Regions from separate parts of the Homo sapiens genome. Here region 2 is linked to region 1. Evidence: read pairs that join two places in POLR2A ChIA-PET (ENCODE). Cell type or tissue: GM12878. All regions are shown on one strand.

Region 1 (5,000 bases):
TGACCTTATTTTACCTTAATTACGTCTTTAAAGACCCTATCTCCAAATACAATTACATTTTGAGGTATCAGGAATTAGGACTTCCGTGTATGAATTTTGGTAGATGCAACTTAGCCCATAGCAGAGGTTAAGGATGAGTGTGGACTTTCTGGGCTGGCAGTGGGGTCCGAGGCTGCCCTGTTCTGTGGACGGGAGAGGGATGCCCAGCTAGGTGGGAGTGTAGAACCTGCACAGCCTGCTGTCAAGCAGACCCCCAAGCAGGGGGAGATGCTCGACATGGGTGAAGAGCACTGTGCATGAGCTGCAAGAGAAGAGCAGTACAGGGTGGTGGGCCAGCCCCTGGAGGCCAGGTTGTTTATTTCTCCAGGAGATAGGGAGGAGCCAGGAAAGGATTGCCCTGAGGCAATGTGGAGCTCCGCTGGAGGGACGGAGGCCAGAGGAGGCTGGGGCTGCAGTTTTAGGGATGCTAGGAGGGGTGGGATTTAGGACCGGGTTAGAGTTAGTGGCTGCCTGAAGTAGGGCTAAGGTCTGGGTGAACTAGAGCTAGGATCAGGCAGGATTCCCGCCTTTACTGCTCCAAAGTCAGGACACACTTGCTGCCCAGCTCCCTTCTTGTCCTTCTTATATCTTGTATCAGTAGCCATTTAATGCCCTGTCCCCAGGGCCAGGAAACAGGACCTGAACTCTGGTAGCGTCCTGGGCACCCACTCCCCACCCCCACCCTCAACAGTCTACATCTTTTTTTTTTTTTTTGAGACAGAGTCTTGCTCTATTATCCAAGCTGGAGTGCAGTGGTACAATCACGGCTCACTGTAGCCTCAATCTCCTGGGCTCGAGCGACCTTCCCATCTCAGCCTACTGAGTAGCTGGGACTGTAGGTGCCCACCACCATCATGTCCGGTTAACTTTTTTATTTTTTGGAGAGACGGGGATTTCACTATGTTGCCCAGGCTGGTCTCAAACTCCTAGCCTCAAGTGATCTACCTGCCTTGGTGCAGTGTGCATCTTAATGGGACTGTGTGCTGGCGTTTTGCTTTTTAGCTTTTAAATGTTTTCTTGCTTGTTAAAACATAACGTATATAGAGTAAAGTGCTCAAATTTTAAGTGTATAGCTTGATGAATTTTTGCTTATGTAAGGACCCTGTAACCACCAAACAAGATCCTTTCTTACCTGGTGCAGGCTTCCTCATGCCCTTTCCCAGTCAGTACCCCCAAGGTGCTCACTCATCTGACTGTGATCATCTGCTATCAGCTTGCCCGTTTTTGAATTTCCTGTAATTGGAATCATAAATTATGTCTGCCTTTGTGTTTGGCATCTTTCATTCAGCCTCATGTCTCCAAGCTTCGGCCATGTGTATGAAGCAGGAGTTTGTTCTTTTTCATTACTGTGGCATATTTCATTGTATGGACATACCACATTTTATTTATCCATTCACCTGTTGACGGCCCCTTAGGCTGTTTCCAGTTTGGGGCCATTATGAAAGACTGCAGAAGAATTCTGCCCATGTCCTTTGATGGGCAGGACACGTGTTTCTTTTGGGCAGATGCCCAGGAGTGGACGTGCTGCATCTTAGGGAGAGGGCATCTTTTCAGCTTTTCTGAGTGGTGCTTGTATCAATTTACACTCCCACCAGCAATGCATGACCTGTTTTTTTAATTAGGAATTTAAAACTCAAGCAGCATTTCACATTGAATAATACTCAATTGCAAGATTTCTAGACTTTTTTTTTTTTTTACAGTTACTGAGTTCTTCCTATTTCTTATCCCTTACTTTAGCTCCATTCTTTTTTTTTTTCTTTTTTTTTTTTTTTGAGACAGGGTCTCACTCTGTCACCCAGGCTGGAGCGCAGTGGTGCAGTCACAGCTCACTGTAGCCTTGACCTCCTGGATTCAAGCGATTCTCCTGCCTCAGCCTCCCCAATAGCTGGGACTACAGGTGCGTGCCATCATGCCCAGCTAATTTTTGTGTCTTTAGTAGAGATGGGGTTTCTCCATGTTGCCTAGGCTGGTCTTGAACTCCTGGGTTCAAGAGATCTGGCTGCCTCAGTCTCCCAAAGTGCTGGGATTGCAGGCGTGAACCACTGTGCCTGGCTTAGCTGTCTTCTTTAAGTATCTTGGTGCAGAGAACACTAGAGTTGGACAGCTCCTTTAGTAGGAGTGGGGTCATGGTTTAGGCAGGGATTTTGGAGTGAGTTGTGGGAAGAGTTTGGATCAGGGACAGGATCTCAGGACAGTTGGGAGTCAAGGTCAGATGAAGGACTTGAGCCATCTGGGCACAACTTGGGATTCAAGGTGAGTAAGTGGACTAAGGATGGGTCAGGCTGAAGCCCAGATTTGTCCTGGGGTCTAGGACCAGGAAGGGTTGGATTCAGTTTCAGGATGAGCTTGGGCGAGGGAACTGTTGGAGATGAGATGGCTGGAAGTCAGGACTAGGGGACATTAGACTAGAGTGGATCCGATTAGAAGTAGGAGCCCAGCAGTCATGAAGACCAGGGGTCCAATCAGGGCACATCTGCTGTCTTGCTGTGCTTTTGGGGAGGTGACATCCCTTCGTGGAGCCTCAGTTTCCTCCTCTGTAAAACGGGGTAATATTAGCACTAACCGCTAATGTGAGCTGTGAGTCATATCTAGCTCTATGCTTGGCACTGGTGAGCACTCGCCTTTCTGTGAAAAGTATCAGAGCGCTTTGAGGACAGGCATTTGTCTCCGTGGGTTTATGTGCTTGCTGCCTGCCACCCTCCCTTGGCCACCTCCTTTCATTTCCTGGGCCTAGGGAGCTATAGAATGGGGTTGTATTACAGGGGTGGACTTGAGACTGCAGCTGGGGCTCAAGCGTGAAGTCCCAGATCAGGTTTAGATTGGAGGACAAGCTCAGGGGTAGAGCCAGATGGAGCTGAGGTTACAGAGGATGAGGTTGGGTCTGCTAGGCCGGTGTGCTAAACATAGGAAGAAAGTCCAGGTGGGAGTAAGATGTGGATGGGGAAAGTGGTGGGGTGGGAAGAGGGCCAGAGGGCGGCTGAATCACACATGCTGAGATCTGACAACTGCCTCCTTTGGGGACGCTGCAGCCCCATCACATCTCTGAGGCCCCACTCAGAGTGGAAAACATGTCTCACCCGAAACCTGGTAGGGCAGGACGGGAGCCTGGGCGGCCCGCCCCAGGAGGAGGCCCAAGGCTGCTCTCCCTCCTTTGGGACGTCACCAGCCTCCTCCTGGGCAGCTGATACCTTCTCACGACCACCTTCCATCTCCTGCCCTGCCCTTTGCTGCACTGTGGGTAACACCCCTGTGTTACTTTCTGGAGAGGTGAAAGGATAAGGCAAGATCCCCCAAGGCCTAAGTGCTGTGTCTCATCTTGCCAGAGGAGGGCAGAGGCCCAGAACGGAGGACATGTCTCTTGGGAAGAGACACTTCCAAGGTGGCTGGGGGTAAGGGGGGAATTTGGGGGAAAGGCTTGGGGAGTGTGGTGGAATGGGGGCCCGAGAGCCCTCCTGGATTCCCCTCCTTCACCCCACTTCCATTCCTCCTCTGTCCCCAGAAATAAGAATGTCTAAGCCCCTGGAGGCCGAGAAGCAAGGTCTGGACTCCCCATCAGAGCACACAGGTGGGTGGGCAGGGAGCAGGGGGGCAGGGGTCACCGTGGGCAGGGGAAGTGGGACAGATGGGAAGAGAGCTGGGAGGGGACAGGTGTGGTGGGGGTGGCTGATGACAACACATCCTTTCCCTCTCTTTGCAGACACCGAAAGAAATGGACCAGACACTAATCATCAGGTTAGGAGGGAGTGGATAAGCGGGAGGGGGTGGGAAGGAATGGGGAGAGGGGTTCAGAGGGGGCTCTGTGCCGCCTATGGTAGGAGGGCAGGGAGCGGGGGTGGTCAGAAGCTGCTTCACTGCACTATTCCCATCCCCTTGCTCCTACTTTCTCTTTGCAGAACCCCCAAAATAAGACCTCCCCATTCTCCGTGTCCCCAACTGGCCCCAGTACAAAGGTAAGCACCTGTCAGAACAGCCAGGGAAGTGGGCAGCGCTTGGAAGAGGGTCCTCAGGAGGCCTGCCTCAGTCCAAGGGCTGAGAGAGCACTGAGCCTTGGTACCTTGGTAACGAGGTTCCTCCCGCCCCTTCTCACTCTTGGGCTCCCACCCCAGGCCTGTGACTCACGCAGGCTCCTTCCCCTTCCCTAGGGGGTGGGGGTGGCTAGGGAAATCCCCCCCAGAGCCCCAGGGCGATGAACAACAGGAAGCCAAAGGCCCGCCCCCATCCCAACTTCCCTGACCCAACAGAGGCCTGCACCACCGCCTGTCCCCCAATATACACATTTAGCGGCCAGCTGAGGTGGGGGTGGGGGGGCTGGTACCAGTTGAGGATAGCTGTAGGAATGCAGGAGAGAATGACAGGGAGGCCGGAAGCAGCCAGGCAGTGCAAATTCCACATCCAGATGGGGCCCTGTGCCTGGCATTCTGGGCTTCTTGGGGTTGCCTGGGCTCCAGTCTCCACCCTCCAGCCTGGTCCAGGGGTAGCAGGCAGGTCCAGAGGCTTGAAGGTAGCACTGGAGGTGGGGGCAGAGAAGGTGTGAGCAGGACTCCAGACCCTGACCAGTGGTGGCTGAGGGATGGGGTGGGAGGCTGGGAACTGCTCCCCACCCTGCTACAGCTTTGCTCTGTGACCATGGGAAAGTCACTTCCCCTCTCTGGGCCTCTCAGTTTCCTCTTCAGTATCATTGGTCAGGGGGGAGGGGGCAGTCGGATGGGATGGCCTCTGTGGTTGCCTCCATGTCTGGTGTACCCCCATGCTACCATGAGAGGAGAGGATAAAAGTGCTTTGTGAGCAGATGTCCTGCTTCTGTGCTGAGCGCTTTGAACGGGGTCTAGGGGAGACAGGCTCTCGATCTTGACCTCCTTGACCCTCTGATGGCAGGTTTGGCTATTGCCTTAGCCCTCAGAGCACAGCGTGTATCCATTGCCCCCACCCTGTCCTCAGTTGAATCAGATCTTTGCAGTCTG
Region 2 (5,000 bases), 390 kb before region 1:
AAAGCAGGCATCCTTGTCTTGTTCTTGATCTTAAAGGAAAAGTTTTCAATCTTTCACCATTGACTATGATGGTAGCTGGGGGTTTTCACATGTAGCATTTATTATGTTGAGAATTTCCTTCTATTCCTAGTTTCAGTGTTTTTTAGCATGAAAGAATGTTGAATTTTGTCAAATGCTTTTATCGACTCATTTTCATTACTGGTTATAGGTCTATTCAGATTTTCTATTTATTCATGATTCTATCATGGCAGGTTTTGTGTTTCTAGGAATTTGTTCATTTCATCCAGGTTATCCAATTTGTTGGCATTCAATTACTCATAGTACTCTTATAATCCTTATTATTTCTGCAGAATTAGTAGTAATGTTTTACTTTCATTTCTGACTTTAGTAATTTGAATCTTCTTTCTTTCTTAGTCAATCTAATTAACAGTTGTCAATTATAGTGATCTTTTTTGAAGAACAACTTTTTTTTTTCGGTTTGAGACAGGTTCTCACTCTGTCACCGAGGCTGATCATGGCTCACCACAGCCTCAACTTCCCGGGTTCAAGCAATCCTCCTGCTTCAGCCTCCTGGGTAGCTGAAACTACAGACAAGCACTACCACCTCCGGCTAATTTTTGTAATTTTTTGTAGAGACAGGGTTTCACCATCTTGCCCAGCTGGTCTCAAATTCCTGAGCTCAAGTGATACACCTGCCTCAGCCTCCCAAATTGCTGGGATTACAGTCATACACCACTGTACCTGGCCTACAGTTATAAATTTCTTTCTTGCACAAGATTCTTAACTACTCTGAGCCTCGGATTCCTCAACCGAAAATTGCACTGTGAATGCCTGCTCCATAGTATTGCACGGGTTTGGGGTTTTTGTTTTGTTTTTGAGACAGGGTGTCACTCTGTCACCCAGACTGGAGTGCAGTGGTGCAAACACAGCTCACTGCAGCCTCAACCTCCTGGGCTCAAGCAATTCCCTCACCTTAGCCTCCTAAGTAGTACATACTACCACATCTGGCTAATTTATTTTTATTTTTGTTTTCAGAGAGACAGAATCTCACCATGTTACCCAGGCTGGACTCGAACTCCTGGGCTCAAGCAATCCTCCCATCTGTTTCCCAAAGTGCTGAGATTACAGGTGTGAGCCACCACGCCTGGCCCCATAGTGTTATTTTAAAGATTTAATGTAATAATAAACCTTCAGCAAAACACCACACACAGAGGAAATGTTTCATAAATGTTAGCTGCTATTACTACTACTATTATCATTAGCCTTGAAATCAGGTAGTCCTAGGGTCAAATCTCAGATCCACCTCTCACTAGCCATCTGACTTTAGGTAAGCCTTTTACCACTCTAAGCTTCCATTTTTTCATGTTTAAAATGGAAATAATGTCTACCTGACAGCACTATTTTATGGATCAAATAAGATACATGTAAAGCATTTAGCAGCACAGGGCCTGGCACACAGGAAGTACTCCACAAAAGTAGCTAACATAGCATTAGTCACCAGCCTGAGTTGACTGGTGAGGGTTAAGCCCCAAATAGTTGCAACAGATATAAACAAGAAATAGGCTAGACACAGTGGCTCACACCTGTAATCCCAACATTTGGGAGGCCGAGGCTGGAGGATCTCTTGAGCCCAGGAATCCAAGACCAGCCTAGGCAATATAGTGGAACCCTATCTCTACAAAAATTATTTTTTTTTAATTAGCCAGGTGGGTGGGCGTGGTGGCTCACGCCTGTAATCCCAACACTTTGGGAGGTTGAGGCAGGCGGGTCACCTGAGGTCGGGAGTTCAAGACCAGCCTGACCAGGATGGAGAAACCCCGTCTCTACTAAAAATACAAAATTAGCCAGGCGTGGTGGCGCATGCCTGTAATCCCAGCAATTCAGGAGGCTGAGGTAGGAGAATCGCTTGAACCTGGGAGGCAGAGGTTGCAGTGAGCCGAGATCACGCCATTGCACTCTAGCCTAGGCAACAAGAGCAAAACTCGGTCTCAAAAAAAAAAAAAAGAAAGAAAAAAATTAGCCAGGTGTGGTGGCATGTGCTTATAGTCTCAGCTACTGAGGAGACTGAGGTGGGAGGATCACTTGATCCCAAGAGGCTACAATGAGCCATGATTGTGCCACTGCACTCCAGCCTGGGTGATAGAGTGAGAACCTGCCTCAAAAAAAAAAAAAAAAAAAAAGAAGAAGAAGAAATAGATGCAAAAGGTATTATTTATATATTATATATATATATATATATATATATGGAGGGAGAAGCATTATACAAGAAACCCACTGGGACATGGCTATGATCAAATATGGGAAAGGGGGAAAAAAGGAGGTAAAGCAAAGTCTCAAGCCTGGTATGTTAGTTTCCATCTACTGAGATACAGTGAAGATGGGATTAAACATACGAGATAATTTATTGGGGAAAATGCCTGTGAGGGAAAGTAAGGCGAGAGTGAGAGGAACCTCAGACCATGATGCAGATCTGATTCCTGTGGAAGAGAAAGAGAGGAAGGAAGTTTTAGATTGAAGTGCAGTTTTTGTTTGTTTGTTTTTTGAGACAGAGTCTCACTCTGTTGCCCAGGCTTGAGTGCAGTAGTGTGATCTCGGCTCACTGAAACCTCTGCCCCCCGGGTTCAAGCGATTCTCCTGCCTCAGCCTCTCAAGTAGCTGGGATTATAGGCACCTGCCACCGCACCCAGCTAAATTTTGTATTTTTAGTAGAGATAGGGTTTCACCATCTTGGCCAGGCTGGTCTTGAACTCCTGACCTCGTGATCCACCCGCCTCAGCCTCCCAAAGTTCTGGGATTACAGGCGTCAGCCACCGCGCCCGGCCTGCAGTGCAGTTCTAAGAGCATTTCTGCAAGGCTGACAGGGAGTCCTCCAGCCATTCACACTTCAGAATAAAACAGTCACACAAAACTGGGCTAGCTTTCATACCCCTGCTGGGAGCCTGTGGGAAGCCAGTTCTCTATGCAAAAGAGGTGGTGAATTCAGAATGCACCAACTGCCACAACTGAGACACTGAGAAAAAGATGCAACCACGAAAAAGGTGGAAAGTTCTAATCACATACAAAATAGCAATCAGCCTTTCTCATATTTCAAAGCCTTAAAAATGGCTGAGCGCAGAAAAGCCAGGGTGGAATTGGCAGAAGAGAGATCATCAACCTAGAAACATGGTGACTGGGGTTGGGCGCAGTGGCTCACGCCTATAATCCAAGCACTTTGGGAGGCCGAGGCAGGCGGATCATGAGGTCAGGAGTTCAAGACCAGTCTGACCAATATGGTGAAACCCCGTCTCTACTAAAAAAATACAGAAATTAGCCAGGTGTGGTGGCACGTGCCTGTAGTCCAGCCTGAGGCAGGAGAATCGCTTGAACCTGGGAGGCGGAGGTTGCAGTGAGCCAAGATCATGCTACTGCACTCCAGCCTGAGAGACAGAGCAAGACTCTGTCTCAAAAAAAAAAAAGAAAAGAAAAAAAGAAACATGGTGATTGAAAAAAAAAAATTGCAAGGATATAGTTAGCTAATCACCTTCCAGCAACCTTCCCACAACGAAACTGTATTCCTTGAAGGAACAATTAGAAACTACTTCATTCTGAGAGTTGTTTCCCAGCCCCCATTGTAAAATAATTTCACTTTCATTTCTTCTCCTCTTTTCTCTCCATGACAGATAATGCTCTACCACAAGAAAATGGCCTCTCACCTGGGGCCATTGCTGGCATTGTGATTGGAGTAGTGGCCCTGGTTGCTCTGATAGCAGTAGCCCTGGCATGTTTTCTGCATTTCGGGAAGACCGGCAGGTATGATGGCCTTTCCTCTTGTTCTGTTTCCTCCAAGGCTGACTGCCATGCTTGGGAGAGGGAAAGAATTCTTTGCCTGTCTCTGGGCCTGGATCTCATACTCCTCCCACTAAACTCCTGCTTCTCGGCACTAATTCCCACAGGTTTCCTCTTCCCTGGTCTTCGTGCTCCCTGTCTCCCATTATCTCTTGGACATGGGTATTCCAATCCCCATCTAATCTAGAGGAAGAGACTCAAGTATGTTCCTCTGTCCCCTAGTCAGGGAAAGCAAGGTCTAAGAAGGAAAACAAATGAAAAAATGAAAGAAGCAGCAGGAGAAAGCAAGTCATGTGCTCTGTTGACCACATTGGAAGAGGAGGGAGAAATAGCATAGGAAGAGAACCTAAGAGAAAGCAAAAACAACCAAAGTCCTCTTGAACAATAAATAGAGAAAAAAAAAAAAGTATCTACCCCGGAAAACAAAATGGGAAAGGTTTTAAGGATAGAAGTAGGCACAGAAGCAGCTGATAAAGAATGAAATGAAATGTGAACATCCAGCAAACAGGAAAAGAGTAAACACTAGAAGGGATTGTAGTTAGACTGAAGAACGAGGCCCTCAGAAGAAAGGCAGTATGAACATCAAGGACTCTAAGGAATTACCTGCTCACAGTGTCCTTCCTAACTTACGGAACAAAGATCCTGTGCTTGGGAATAGCAGTCACAGTTTCTGATATTTATTTAGGGCAAGCGACCAGCGTGATCTCACAGAGCACAAACCCTCAGTCTCCAACCACAGTAAGTAAAGCCACTTACCCCAGTGAGAACTGGTATGTTCCACCACGTGCCCTCCCCTGGCAGGGAATCCTGGATTCCCAAACCACTCCCTCCCTTCTGAATTTTCACAGAAAGGATCTCTATTTCCCAACCCTAAGGTGGCATAGGTCTTCCCACCCTTCCTAGCCACAGGAGTCCCCTGAGACACATCTGAGGAGAGAGGCTCACTCTGCCTAGGCCAGGCAGGCCTGAGGAAGATCCCATGTTTCCAGGAGCCATTTCCTCAGCCTTACTCCTTCCGCCTCCTGCCTCTATTACGGATGTGGGCACTCTCCCTTGGTGAGACTTTCCTTATCTTGTGGGTGCTGTGGGTGCTACAAGTCTCAATGCCCCTCCTTGCCACTGGAGCATGTTGCTGAGAAACACATCTGGGCAAAAATCAAGGCCTTGTGAACTGG

What was found. Peaks named below come from ENCODE experiments on the same cell type or tissue, not always from the same donor. Only the 100,000 strongest peaks of a DNase experiment are listed, where the experiment ranks them.
Region 2: POLR2A ChIA-PET joins it to region 1 with 5 read pairs; 1 of 35 experiments calls an interaction of 5 or more read pairs at or near these places.

Annotation. Positions count from the first base shown.
Region 1 is chr19:42,121,115-42,126,114 of GRCh38, reverse strand. It overlaps POU2F2 (POU class 2 homeobox 2), which reads left to right. Exons shown (of 15, transcript NM_001394376.1): 2 at 3,539-3,604; 3 at 3,737-3,771; 4 at 3,933-3,989. Among named protein-coding and RNA genes, the nearest start is that of POU2F2, 8.8 kb to the left of the region's middle. RefSeq lists a silencer at 4,036-4,115. In GM12878, a CTCF peak has its summit at 3,353 (motif pointing right); DNase peaks (open chromatin) are centred at 2,714, 3,154 and 4,144; H3K4me3 peaks cover 2,826 bases; H3K27ac peaks cover 3,110 bases.
Region 2 is chr19:42,511,139-42,516,138 of GRCh38, reverse strand. It overlaps CEACAM1 (CEA cell adhesion molecule 1), which reads left to right. Exons shown (of 9, transcript NM_001712.5): 6 at 3,660-3,789; 7 at 4,511-4,563. The region is part of intron 2 of LIPE-AS1 (LIPE antisense RNA 1); the gene reads right to left. Among named protein-coding and RNA genes, the nearest start is that of CEACAM1, 15 kb to the left of the region's middle. RefSeq lists an enhancer at 3,553-3,742. In GM12878, no CTCF peak of the experiment used is centred here; a DNase peak (open chromatin) is centred at 2,998; H3K27ac peaks cover 1,822 bases.